2 separate regions of the Homo sapiens genome follow, and region 1 is linked to region 2. Evidence: chromatin contacts called from ENCODE POLR2A ChIA-PET data. All regions are on one chromosome and are shown on one strand. Each heading gives the region's core, a stretch centred on a gene start or an enhancer-like site at or near the end of the contact. The rest is flanking DNA. Distances are from core to core; before and after follow the strand shown. Region 1 overlaps TYW1 (tRNA-yW synthesizing protein 1 homolog). Region 2 holds the start of KCTD7 (potassium channel tetramerization domain containing 7).

Region 1 (6,672 bases), core at 2,096-4,595, 410 kb before region 2:
AAATGTATAAGCAAATTTTAAATGTTTAAGCAAGGCCAGGCCCGGTGGCTATCCTAGCACTTTGGGAGGCCAAGGCGGGCGGATCACTTGAGGTCAGGAGTTCAAAATTACCCTGGCCAACACGGTAAAAACCCCATCTCTACAAAAAATACAAAAATTAGGCAGGCATGGTGGCACATGCCTGTAATCCTAGCTACTCGGGAGGCTGGGATGGGAGAACTGCTTGAACCCAGGAGGCGGAGGCTGCAGTGAGCCAAGATTGCACCACTGCACTCCAGCCTAGGTGACACAGTGAGACTCCATCTCAAAAAAAAAAAATAGACCAGGCATGGTGGCTCATGCTTGTAATCCCAGGACTTTGGGAGGCCAAGGCAGGTGGATCACAAGGTCAATGGATCAAGACCATCCTGGCCAACACGGTGAAACCCCGTCTATACTAAAAATACAAAAATTAGCTGGGCGTGGTGGCACGTACCTGTAGTCCCAGCTACTCAGGAGGCTGAGGCAGAACAATCACTTGAAAGAGGGAGTAGAGGCTGCAGTGAGCCGAGATCGCGCCACTGCACCCCAGCCTGATGACAGAGTGAGACTCTGTCTCAAAAAAAAAAAAGTAATTAAAAAAATAATAAAATGCTCATTTCAATGTCTGTCGGGCTTTTCAAGATTATAAAGCACTTTCATATACAACAACTCTATGTTCCTCAGGAAAGGAGATTAAAGCTAGGGAAGGTTAAACTGTACCTTTAGATCACCAAGTTACAATCTGGCTGGACCAGACCTTGTACCCATATTCCATCTACTTGTCATTCTTTTTTTTTTTTTTGAGACGGAGTCTCACACTGTCACCCAGGCTGGAGTGCAGTGGCGGGATCTCGGCTCACTGCAAGCTCCACCTCCTGGGTTCATGCCACTCTTCTGCCTCAGCCTCCCGAGTAGCTGGGACTACAGGTGCCTGCCACCACACCTGGCTAATATTTTTGTATTTTTTAGTAGAGATGGGGTTTCATTGTGTTAGCCAGGATGGTCTTGATCTCCTGACCTCATGATCTGCCCGTCTCAGCCTCCCAAAGGACTGGGATTACAGGAGTGAGCCACTGCACCCGGCCTACTTGTCATTCTTAATAGCTCCTCTTCCCGGGCTTCAAAATACAAAAGCTACTAAAAATGACAAAGACCACATGGCCACATGGAAGTACAAGTTGAGTAGCTTTAGCTGAAATGCTTAGGGGATCAGAAGTTTTTCAGATTTCACAATTTTTTTTAGATTTTCAAATACTTGCATTTTGCTTAACAGTTGAGCATCCCAAATCTTCAAAGCCAAAATCCGAACTGCTCCAATGAGTATTTCCTTTGTTTTGTTTGTTTTGTTTTGCTTTTGAGATGGAGTCTTGCTGTGTTGCCCAGGCTGGAGTGCAGTGGCACAATCTTGGCTCACTGCAACCTCTGCTTCTGGGGTTCAAGCGATTCTCCTGTCTCAACCTCCCGAGTAGCTGGGACTACAGGCATGCGCCACCATACCCGGCTAATTTTTATATTTTTAGTAGAGACGGGGTTTCGCCATGTTGGCCAGGTTGGTTTCGAACTCCTGACCTCAGGTGATCTGCCTGCCTCAGCCTCCCAAAGTGCTGGGATTACAGGTGTGAGCCATCATGCCTGGCCACATGTTTGTATTTTGGAGACAAGGTTTTACTCTGTTGTCCAGGCTGGAGTGCAGTGGTGCGATCATAGCTCACTGCAGCCTTGACCTCCCAGGCTCAAACAATCCTCCCACCTCAGCCTCCCAAGTAGCTGGGACCACAGGTACCAGCCACCATGCCCAGCTAACTTTTTATGTTTTGTAGAGACAAGGGTCTCACTATGTTGCCCAGGCTGGTCTCAAACTCCAGGGGTCAAGAGATCCACCCACCTCAGCCTCCCAAAGTTCTGGGATTACAGGAATGAGCCACCAAGCCCGGCCTGGTGTGGACGTGAATTTATTTTGAGACAGTCTCACTCTGTCACCCAGGCTGGAGTGCAGTGGCGTAATCTAGGCTCACTGCAACCCCTGCCTCCCAAGTTCAGGCAATTCTCCTGTCTCAGCCTCCTGAGTAGTTGGGACTACATGCATCTGCCACCACGCCAGGCTAATTTTTATATTTTTTTAGTAGAGACAGGGTTTCACCATGTTAGCCAGGCTGGTCTCGAACTCCTGACCTCAGGTGATCTGCCCGCCTCGGCCTCCCAAAGTACTGGGATGATAGGCATGAGCCACCAAGCTCGGCCCGAGCATTTCCTTTGAATGTCATATCAGGACTCAAAAAGTTTCATATTTTGAAGCATTTTGGATTTCAGACTTTTGGATTAAGGACACATGACATGTATTAGGAAGTAAGTAACAAAATGCTAAAACAAGAGAAAGATGCTAATTTTAAATTTAGAAAATAACTATAATGTTAGAGTATTATATTCATCACAGTATTTTTTAAATTTTTTTTATTAATAGAGACAGTGTTGCTATGTTGCCGAGGCTGGTCTCAAATTCCCGGGCTCAAGCAATCCTCCCACCTCAGGCTCCCAAAGTGCTGGGATTACAGGCAGAGTCGCCGCACCCAGCCTGGGATATTTTTTTATGATAAGCTTTACAAAAGAAACCAAATAATCCAATATAAAAATAGATGAAACACAGTGTACAATAAAGAATAAGATGTCTAGCCTTTGTCCCCAGCTCCTGGAAAATTAACCTCTAAATCCTTGAACATTCTCAAGTGATAGGATTATCTTTTTTTTTTTTTTTTTTGAGACGGAGTTTCGCTCTTGTTGCCCAGGCTGGAGTGCAATGGTGCAATCTTGGCTCACTGCAACCTCCGCCTTCTGGGTTCAAGGGATTCTCCTGCCTTAGTCTCCCAAGTAGCTGGGATTACAGGCATGCACCACCACGCCTGGCTAATTCTTTTTTTTATTTAGTAGAAATGGGGTTTCACCATGGTGGTCAGGCTGGTCTCCTGACGTCAGGTGATCCACCTGCCTCGGCCTCCCAAAATGCTGGGATGACAGGTGTGAGCCACTGCGCCCGGCTAGGAGTATCTTTGTTACTCATGGTGAGCCCTTCAGACTACATCTGATATTTTATGCTAATTAGGTGTCTCATGGCGGACCCCTAGGGCAATGTGGTATCAGCCCAAAATTCAGGAGGAAGAGGGGGTGCTCAAGACTGAGCCTTACCACAGAGGCAATCAATTAATCAATCATGCCTAGCTAATGAAGGCTCAATAAAAACTGGGCCAGGCACAGTGGCTGACGTCTGTCACCAGCTGCTGGTCTGCCCCACTGGGTCTGGCAGCCCTCCCAGGATGGGCCCACACCCTCCTCCCTCCAGTCCCTGCCCAGCAGCTGCACTTGATCCCTCTGTAGTCTCTTTGCTTCTGGCTGGTAAATGATGTCAACCTGCTGCCTTGGCTGCCAGACCCTGTACACAACTCAGCTTCTGTTGTGTGACCAGTTCATGGTTTATTCTCTATTTGTCTCTCATGTCTTCCTTTTCCGCTGAAGAATCCTGTCTTCTCTTTGGCCATCTCAAATTGAAATCCTAAACTATTCCTGCAGAACTGCCTGGCTGGCACCCACAAGCAATACCTCTTGTTCCAGCACGACCAAGGGAGCCAGCCTCCAGTGAGTGACTCCAGCAAGTGCGGTCACCTCTCCCTTGAGGGTCTGGGAGCCTGGCCCCAGCAAGGGGCCCTCCTGACCTCTGGCTCTAGTGAAGCTGAATGTCCTCACTTTATGGGTCACACTCTTTCCATTTCTGTAAAGAATCTTGGCACACCTGGGGCTTACCAGTGGCCCAGGTAATTTTTGTTTCATGGACTATGGACTGTTTCAAAGGGATCTGATCCTTTTGAATTGTGCACAGCCCTAGATATAATCTCTTTTGATAAAAGGGTCTTTGCTTCTGATTAGAGGAGCGCTATGGAACGTCTGTAAACATGTTTTTATAATCCCATGTATAATTGGTATGCACTCACATAATACCAGTCCCCAGCAGCCACTCTTCTCTGTATAGGGCCATAATAGGATTCCGAAGAAACCTTGGGGAGGGAGGGGGAGTTGGAACAAATGTCTATTCCCTGGAGCCCAGTCTGGTGCTCAGACTTTTAGACTCATTATAAGTTGCCACTGCCAACATGACACCAAAGTGTGTGAGTTGTCGATGCAGCGCGACAGCATTAAAGACTGATGCTAAACCTCAAAAAAAAAAAAAAAAGGAAATATCAAAACCATTCTGATCTGAGGACAATGGGAGCCTTGGACTTAAGAACAATAGAACCGGCCGGGCACAGTGGCTCACGCCTGTAATCCCAGCACTTTGGGAGGCCAAGGTGGGCGGATCATAAGATCAGCAAATCGGGACCATCCTGGCTAACACGGTGAAACCTCGTCTCTACTAAAAACACAAAAAATTAGCTGGGCATGGTGGCATGCACCTGTAGTCCCAGCTACTCGGGAGGCTAAAGCAGGAGAATCGCTTGAACCTGGAAGGTAGAGGTTGCAGTCAGCGAGATGGCGCCACTGTACTCTGGCCTGGGCAACAGAGGAAGACTCCATCTCAAACAAACAAACAAAAAGAACAATGGAACTTCCCAGGCATTGCCTTGTGCATGTCTTCCCTTAGCTGATTTTCTGTATCCTTTCCTCACAATGAACTATACCCTTGAGTATAAAAGCTTTCAGGGAGCTCTGTGCGTTTTTCTAGCAAATTATCAACCTGAGGATGGTCTAAGGACCGCAACAAATCTGTAGCTGGTGTCAAAAGTGGGAGCAGTCTTGGAGACTGTGGTCTCAGACCTTGCAGTTTGTCTAATTTCAGGCAGACAGAAAGAAATGATTCAGGCCAGGCGCAGTGGCTCACGCTTGTAATCCCAACACTTTGGGAGACCGAGGCGGGTGATCATTTGAGGCCAGGAGTTTGAGACCAACCTGGCCAACATGGTGAAACCCCATCTCTATAAAAAATACAAATTAGTTGTGCATGGTGGCATGCACCTGTAATCCCAGCTACTTGGGAGGATGAGGCAGGAGAATCACTTAAAACTGGGAGGCGGAAGTTGCAGTGAGCCAAGATCACACTACTACACTCCAGCCTGGGCAACAGAGCAAGACTCCATCTCAAAAAAAAAAAAGAAAGAAATGTTTCACATGAAAAGAAAAAAGAAAGAAAAAATGCAAATGAACAATAAACACAAAATGCATCCAATCTCACTCAAAATTTTAAAAATGCAAATTAACACAAAGCTACTATTTTTCAGATTGACAAGATTTGAAAGATTGATAACATCTCAGATGTAGAGAACAGGTACTCTCATTTCTCTTCTACAATGGAAACAGATGGGAAACTCTTTGCAACTTTCACAAGGCGATTTGGAAATATCAAAACTACAAACTCCCTTTGACGCCGGAATTTCAATTTTAGGAATTTATTCTTCGGATAAGTTTATATCAGCCACAAAAAATATGAGCAAGAGTATCCATTACAAAAATGAGAAAACACCTGAATGTTAATGAACAAGAGCCAAATAAATTGTGGGACATCATTACGAACTACCTTAAAATGAACCTTACATTGAATTCATCTAATATGACAGGACCAGAAAGCTGTCATGTTAAAGCGAAAGAAAAGCAGTCTGTAGACCAGGAGTACAAAATGATCCCATTTGTGTAGCCAAAAAACAAAATTATACCAAAACAAATGTGTTTATAAAAGGCAATAAAATACCTGCAAGAATACTGTCAAACTGAAAACTGTGGTTACTATGAAAAGCGGATCCAGGAAAAACAGGAACAGAGGACTGCTGTCTGTGAAATTTTAAAACACATGTCAACAGGGTTTTAAATTAAAGGAGGCCGGGCACAGTGGCTCACGACTGTAATCCCAGCACTTTGGGAGGCCAAGGCAGGTGGATATCTTGAGGCCAGGAACTGGACATCAGCCCAGCCAACATGGCAAAACCCCGTCTGTACTAAAAAAAATACAAAAATAGCCAGGTGTGGTGGCACACATCTGTAATCCCAGCTACTCGGGAGGCTGAGGCAGGAGAATTGCTTGAACCCAGAAGGAGGAGGTTGCAGTGAGCTGAGATCGCATCACTGCACTCCGGCCTGGGCAACAGAGCAAGACTCCATCTCAAAAAAAAAAAATAAAATAAAAATAAATAAATAAATTAAATGAAACTACAAAGAGAAGATCAGATCAAGTTAAAAATTTTCAAAGACATATCTGAGAAACAGTTTTACAACATTAAAAATGGCTCCCCTGGCCAGGAACGGTGGCTCACGCCTGTAATCCCAGCACTCTGGGAGGCCGAGGTGGGCAGATCACAAGGTCAGGAGTTCAAGACCAGCCTGGCCAAGATGGTGAAACCTCGTCTCTACTAAACATATAAAAATTAGCCAGGCATGGTTGCAGGCGCCTGTAATCCCAGCTACTCGGGAGGCTGAGGCAGAGAATTGCTTGAATCCCAGAGGCAGAGGTTGTACTGAGCCAAGATCACGCCACTGCACTCCAGCCTTGGCAACAGAGCGAGACTCCGTCTCAAAAAAAAAAAAAAAGGGTCCCCCAGATCACAGAGATGAAAGAGTAGAGAGCATGGAGGTAATGGGACAGGGTTTTTGAAGATTTCTCTAGAGAATGTTGGTAAG
Region 2 (6,690 bases), core at 115-2,614:
CCCAGGCTGGAGTACAGTGGCACAATTACAGCTCACTGCAGCCTCAACCTCCAGGGCTCAAGCAATCCTCCCAACTCACCTTCCTGAGCACCTGGGACTACAGGCACACACCACCAAGCCTGGCTAATTTTCATTTTTGTAGAGGCAGGGTCTCACTGTTGCCCTGACTAGTCTCTAACTGCTGGGATCAAGCAATCCTCCCACCTCAGCATCCCAAACTGCTGAGATTACAGATGTGAGCCACCATGCCTGGTATCTTCTCCCGTCTCTTGAGTGTCATTTCAGGTGTTGACATGATAGTATCACACACATTAAGTAAGACCCGTGGAAGCCCCTGTGCACCAGAGCACAGCAGCCTGTGAGTGAAAGCCATGGGATGCCAGGTGACCGTGCCTACATCTATGAACTGGCCTGCCCCTTATGTGCAGACAGCTCCTTGCCTTGTTCCTTAGGTAGCTGGAGACTAGGTGTGGGCAACCACTACAGCATCCTGTTGGATTCTCTAGAAGACATCTTTTTCTTTTCTTTTTTTTATTCATCCAACCCAAAATGCCTTTGTTTTTCCAGTCGTAGTAGGGACGGGGCCTCGCTATGTTGCCCAGGCTGGCCTCCAACTCCTGCCCTCAAGCGATCCTCCCTCCCAATGTGTTGGGATTACAGGCTCGAGCTACGGTGCCTGGTCAGACACACCATCAGCTCTCGGGGCTCCAGGGTCCCCCTCCCACGGCCCACCCTCCCTCCTGTCTTCGGTAAAAGTGGGACATGGCGATGGGAGTAAATCACCCCAGTGACTACTGGGCGGAGGGTGTAGGGGGTGGGGAAGCACACCTAGTGGGTGTAATTGACAGGGGTTGAAGGTGGGTGGGTAGGGGTGCAGGTGGGCGGGGGAGTTGCAGGTGGGCGGGGGAGGGGCGCAAGTCCGCGGGCCCCGCCCCCAACCCCGGCCCCGCCCACCCGCCGAGGACCGCTATGCCCCGCGCCCGCTTCTCCCCCGCGCCCCTCCCCACGCCCCGCGGCCCGCCGCCCGCCCGGGTACCTCCTGTGGCAGCAGGGGCAGCGCGTGCCCCGCCTGCGTGGCCGTCGGCGTGGCCGGCTCCAGAAAGTCGTCTTCGGCGTCAGAGCTGGACATGGCACCGTCCTGACGACGGCTGTCTGGCTCCCGCCCCGTGACTACCACCATCCCTCTGGCTCTGGGCAGTGGGCGCGGCTTCGGGCGGGCGGAGGCGGCGGCCCCGGGCACTCCCTACCGCCGAGCAGCGCCTGGCATGACGCGGCCGGCTGCGGGCTGGCCGGAGGGGGGCGAGAGGCAGTGCGCAGGCGGGAGGGCGGTGGCTCCCTCAACGCCGACCCGCTCGCGCCCAGCTGGGGCCTGACCCGACCGCCTCCCGCTACTGGCCGACGCCGCGCTGGTTCCGCCCTGATTGGCAGGAAGCTCGCCCAGTCGAAGAGCAGGCAGCGCCAGCGGCCGGCGCCTGAGTGGTCCCTGGGTTGGGGGGGGGGGGGGGGGGCGGCCTGCGAGCCTGCCGTGCACTGATTGGTCCTCTGGCCAGCGGGCGCGCCCTCTCCGAGAGACCCGGCGGTGGTGCGCCGCTACGCTCTCATAACTGGGCGTCGGAGTCTGCCGTGAAGAGGGTTCTCACCCGCGTCAGGGTAGACGCCTTATCCCTTCACACAGGGGGTCACGACTTACTCGTGTGTCTGGCCCCAGAGCAGCGGGTCCTTGTCTCCTCAATGGAAGGCCTGAGCAGCCTTTCCTGGAGGATGTGGCGGGAGGAGGGCTGAGGTGGCTGCGGACACGCCACCGCGGCTGGCCCCGCCCCGAGCCGCAGGGCACCGCCCGGGTGTCCAGTTCTTCCTCACTCGCTCGCGCAGAAATCCGAACGAGAAAACCCAAAATAGGAGCGCTTGAGTTCAATGAATAATGACAGTGACTCCCCACCGTGACCGTTTTTCCACCGGGACACACAGATGGAGACAGGCCCTTCCCCAAGATGCTCCCGGCTCCCTGGGAGGCGGAGTCCAGCCCTAGAGGCTCTATCAGCGCAGGGAGTCTCCTGGGGGTCAAGGTTCTTAGCCCGTTCAAGCCATTTTCTCCTTTCTTTAAAAGACAAAGTCTCACTCTGTTACCCAGGCTGAAGTGCAGTGGCGCAATCATAGCTCATTGCAACCCCTGGGCTCAAGCAATCCTCCCGCCCCAGCCTCCCGAGTAGCTGGGACCACAGACGCGCACCACCACACTCAGCTGATTTTTTAAAATTTTGGCCGGGCGCAGTGGCTCACGCCTGTAATCCTGGCTCTTTGGTAAGCGATGCGGGTGGATCACCTGAGGTCAGGAAGTTGAGACCAGCCTGGCCAACATGGTGAAACCTCATCTCTACTAAAAATACAAAATTAGCCAGGCATGGTGGCACACCTGCAATCCCAGCTACTAGGGAGGCTGAGGCAGGAGAATCGCTTGAACCCAGGAGATGGAGATTGCAGTGAGGCGAGATCACGGCCACTATACTCCAACCTGGGCAACAAGAGCGAAACTCCGTCTCAAAAAAGAAAAAAAAATTTTTTTTTTTTTTTTTTTTTAAGAAATGGGGTCTTGTCATGTTGCCCAGGCTGGTCTCAAACTCCTTGCCTCAAGCTGTCCTCCCTCGTCAGCCTCCCAAAGTGCTGGGATCGCAGGCGTGTGCAACCATGCTTCTCCTTTTCAAACCGTTTTCACACCCAGTTCCTCATCTCATTCTCACAGTGTAGTGACAGAAAAGAAAACTGAGTCGTAGATTAGACAGCTCCAGGATGGCAAAGATGAGCTGGTGGCATAGCACTTCCTCTGTTAGACCATCGCACTCCCAGCTGCAGGAGTGTCCTAGGTCTGTGTTTTCTCCAACTTCAGTTGCATCAAAATCCCTGGAGGGAGACCTTGTTTAAACACAGATGAAAAGGAATGAAATCACGTCATCTGCAGCAACGTGGATGGACGTCATTATGTTAAGTGAAATAAGCCAGGCACAGAAAGACATAAATATTGCATGTTCTTATCTGTGGCAGCTAAAACAAATCGATCTCATAAATTTAGAGAGTAGAAAGAAACCAGAGGCTGGGAACGGTTGGGTGAGAAATGAAGAGATTTAGGTTAATGAAGGACATACAGTTAGATAAAAAGGTTTATGTTCTATGGTTCAAAAGCAGAGTAGTGACTATAATTAACAACAATGGATTGTATATTTCAAAATAGCTGGAAGACACTTTGGGAAGCCAAGGCGGGAGGATACCTTGAGCCCAGGAGGTCAAGACCAGCCTGGACAACGTAGTTAGACCCTGCCTCTACAAAAAATAAAATATATATATAGCTGAGTGTGGTGGCTCACATCTGTAGTCCCAGCTACTAGGAGGGTAAAGCAAGGAGGATCATGCGAGCCAGGGAGGTCGAAGCTGCAGTGAGCTGTGATTGCACCACTGCATTCCAGTGCCTAGGTGACAGAGACTCTGTTTCAACAACAACAATAACAAAAATCTAGAAGAGAGGACTTGAATTGTTTCCAACACATGAGTAAATTCCCAAAGTGATGGATACCACTAATGCTCTGACTTAATCATTACACATCCTATGCACGTAACAAAATATCACAGATATCCCATACATATGTAAAATATTATGTATCCATAAAAAGTTAAAATAAAAAAATAAACAGAGCCCCAGTCCCACCCTCAGAGAATCTGAGTTGATCAGTCTTGGGTGAAGCACTTGGTAATTTGCATTCCTAACAAATCCCAGGATAATTATGATGCTGCTGGTCCATGAACCACACTTTGAGTAACACTGCCCTAAAGGAGGCCCCTTGAGGCCCTCTCTTGTCTTCCATTATACTCTAGTCTTTCTCAAAAATACCTGTAACAAAATTTCCTCTTTCAATCCTTATGCCAATTGGGATGTTTCAGCTGTACCAAGAAACTGCAACCAAAAGTAGTTTAAGCAGTCAGGGAATTTTATTTTATTTTTATCTTATTTATTTATTTATTTTGAGACAGAGTCTCTGTCGCCCAGGCTGGAGGGCAGTGGCGCAATCTCGGCTCACTGCAACCTTCACCTCCTGGGTTCACGCCATTCTCCTGCCTCAGCCTCCCGAGTAGCTGGGACTACAGGCGCCCGCCTCCACGCCCGGCTAATTTTTTGTATTTTTTTTAGTAGAGACGGGGTTTCACCGTGTTAGCCAGGATGGTCTTGATCTCCTGACCTCAGGTGATCTGCCCGTATCGGCCTCCCAGAGTGCTGGGATTACAGGCATGAGCCACCACGCCTGGCCTACACAGCAACTTTTATTGAAGCAGCAATGTACAGCAGCAGCAGAGATACTGCACCTTGCAGAGCAGGGCTACCCCATAAGCAGTGTGCCCAGCGTAGCAGCTCAGAGGCAGTTCTGCACTTATATTTATACCAACTTTTAATTATATGCAAATTGAGGGGCAGTTTACATAGCAATTTCTAGGATGAGGTTGGTAACTTGAGGGTCAGGTCATTGGGTCACTGCTGTGGAAAGGGGCAGTGTTGCTATGGCAATGGTAAACTGACCATGCACACTTGTGTGTGTATCTTATGGAAAGCTGCTTCCACCCCAGACCTGTTTTAGCTAGTCTTCAATTTGTTGTGGTGTCTGAGTTCCACCTCCAGAGTCCAGTCCTACCTCCTTTCTCACTCCTTTGTTTTTTTGTTGTTGTTTGTTTTTATTTTTTGAGATGGGGTCTCACTCTATTGCCCAGGCTGGAGTGTGGTGGTGTGATCTTGGCTAACTGCAACTCCACCCCCTGAGTTCAAGTGATCCTCCATCCTCAGCCTCCCAAGTAGCTGGACCACCAATGTGTGCCACTATGCCTGGCTACATTTTTGTAGTTTTGGAAGAGATGGGGTTTCACCATGTTGTCCAGGCTGGTCTTGAACTCTTGACCTCTGGTGATCCGCCCTCCTCGGCCTCCCAAAGTTCTGGGATTACGGGCATGAGCCACCTCACCTAGCCCTACTTCACTTCACTCCTTTGAATTTCACAACCCTCTTCTGGCTCTCCTCTGATCTCCATCTCATTTCTATCTTTTTTGCAGATCCCATTCTCCCCTCTCATCAATTTTTTTTTTTTTTTTTTTGAGGCAGGGTCTCACTGTCACCCAGGCTAGAGTGCAGTGGCGTGAACTCAGCTCACTGCAACCTCTGCCTGCTGGGCTCAAGGAATCCTCCCACCTCAGCCCCCAGGTAGCTGGGAGTACAGGTCACCTGTACTCAGGTGACCTCAGGTGATCCACCTACCTAGGCCTCCCAAAGTGCTGGGATTACAGGTGTGAGCCACTGTGCCTGGCCAAAAAACACTTTTTAAGGATGAAAGAGCAAGTGAAGGCCAAACTTCTAACTCCACCCTCTCAACTGATATTTCTCCCTTCATTCCTCTTGGCTAAGGGACAAATAATTGAAAGAATTGAAGGAACTAGCCAAGCGTGGTGGCTCACACCTGTATTCCCAGCACTTTGGGAGGCTGAGGCAGGTGGATCACCTGAGGTCAGGAGTTTGAGACCAGCCTGGCCAACATGGTGAAACCCTATCTCTACTAAAATACAAAAATTAGCCAGGCGTGGTGGCAGGCACCTGTAATCCTAGCTACTCAGGAGGCTGGGGCATGAGAATCAGTTGAACCCAGGAAGCAGAGGTTGCAGTGAGCCGAGATCACACCACTGCACTCCAGGCTGGGTGACAGAGTGAGACTTTGTCAAAAAAAAAATTGAAAAATTGAGGGAAATAAAGACAGATGAAAATATTTGGTGGGAAGATGATGTTAGATTTGGACATGGTAAGTTTGAGGTGCCCCTGGGGACATCAGTAGGCACTGTCGGTTTCACGTAGGATAAAAATTTGAAGTTCAAGAGAAAACTCTGGGTTGGCAATTTAAATTTAGGAATCTTTACTATATACAGGTGGTAATTGAAACCAAGAAAGCAGATGAAGTCACTTTGAGAGAATATGCAGAATGGGAAAGGAAGCAAGCCAGTGACTAATTCTAGAATCCAACACTGCAGAATCCATGAGAAGGGGCTGAACACGGTACCTCACACCTGTAATCCCAGCACTTTGGGAGGCAGAGTCGGGCAGATCACCTGAGATCAGAAGTTAGAGACCAACCTGGCCAACATGGTGAAACCTGGTCTCTAATAAAAATACAAAAATCAAAAATTAGCCAGGTGTGGTGGTGACTGCCTGTAGTTCCAGCTACTCAAGGGGCTGAGGCAGGACCGTCACTTGGACCAGGAAGGTGGCGGTTGCAGTGAGCTGAGATCATGCCATTGCACTCCAGACTGGGTGACAGAGTGAGACCCCGTCTCAAGAAAAAAAAAAGAAAAGAAAAAAGTTTTTTTGCCAGCAGCCTCCCCTGGCATAAAAGCTTGGCTAAGGGCCTACTGCTCTCAACTCCCCCTCAGTCGCTGATACACCCCCATTCATTACCCACTGTTATTCCTTAGCTTGGACTTTTCTTCCAATTGTCCACTTCGTAAATGTGGCCAATAGTTCAGATTGGCTTTCTCATCTCTTTTTTTTTTTGAGACACAGTGTCACTTTGTTGTCCATGCTGGAGTATAGTGGTGTAATCTCGACTCACTGCAACCTCTGCCTCCCTGGTTGAAGGGATTCTCCTGCCTCAGCCTCTCGAATAGCTGGAATTA

The links. ChIA-PET counts read pairs that join two places held with the same protein, here RNA polymerase II (POLR2A).
Region 1: POLR2A ChIA-PET joins it to region 2 with 22 read pairs in PC-3. The contact joins the enhancer-like site here to the promoter of KCTD7 in region 2. POLR2A ChIA-PET finds 5 or more read pairs at or near these places in 2 of 52 experiments (PC-3 and T-cell).

Annotation. Positions count from the first base shown.
Region 1 is chr7:67,033,609-67,040,280 of GRCh38, reverse strand. The region is part of intron 7 of TYW1 (tRNA-yW synthesizing protein 1 homolog); the gene reads right to left. Among named protein-coding and RNA genes, the nearest start is that of TYW1, 40 kb to the right of the region's middle. Within about 2 kb of position 3,345, at least 6 of the 41 ENCODE cell types and tissues checked have a DNase peak (open chromatin) inside an H3K27ac peak, as active enhancers do.
Region 2 is chr7:66,623,555-66,630,244 of GRCh38, reverse strand. It overlaps KCTD7 (potassium channel tetramerization domain containing 7), which reads right to left and starts at 1,364. Exons shown (of 4, transcript NM_153033.5): 1 at 1,037-1,364. The coding sequence starts at 1,180. RefSeq lists silencers at 1,004-1,573, 2,584-2,783.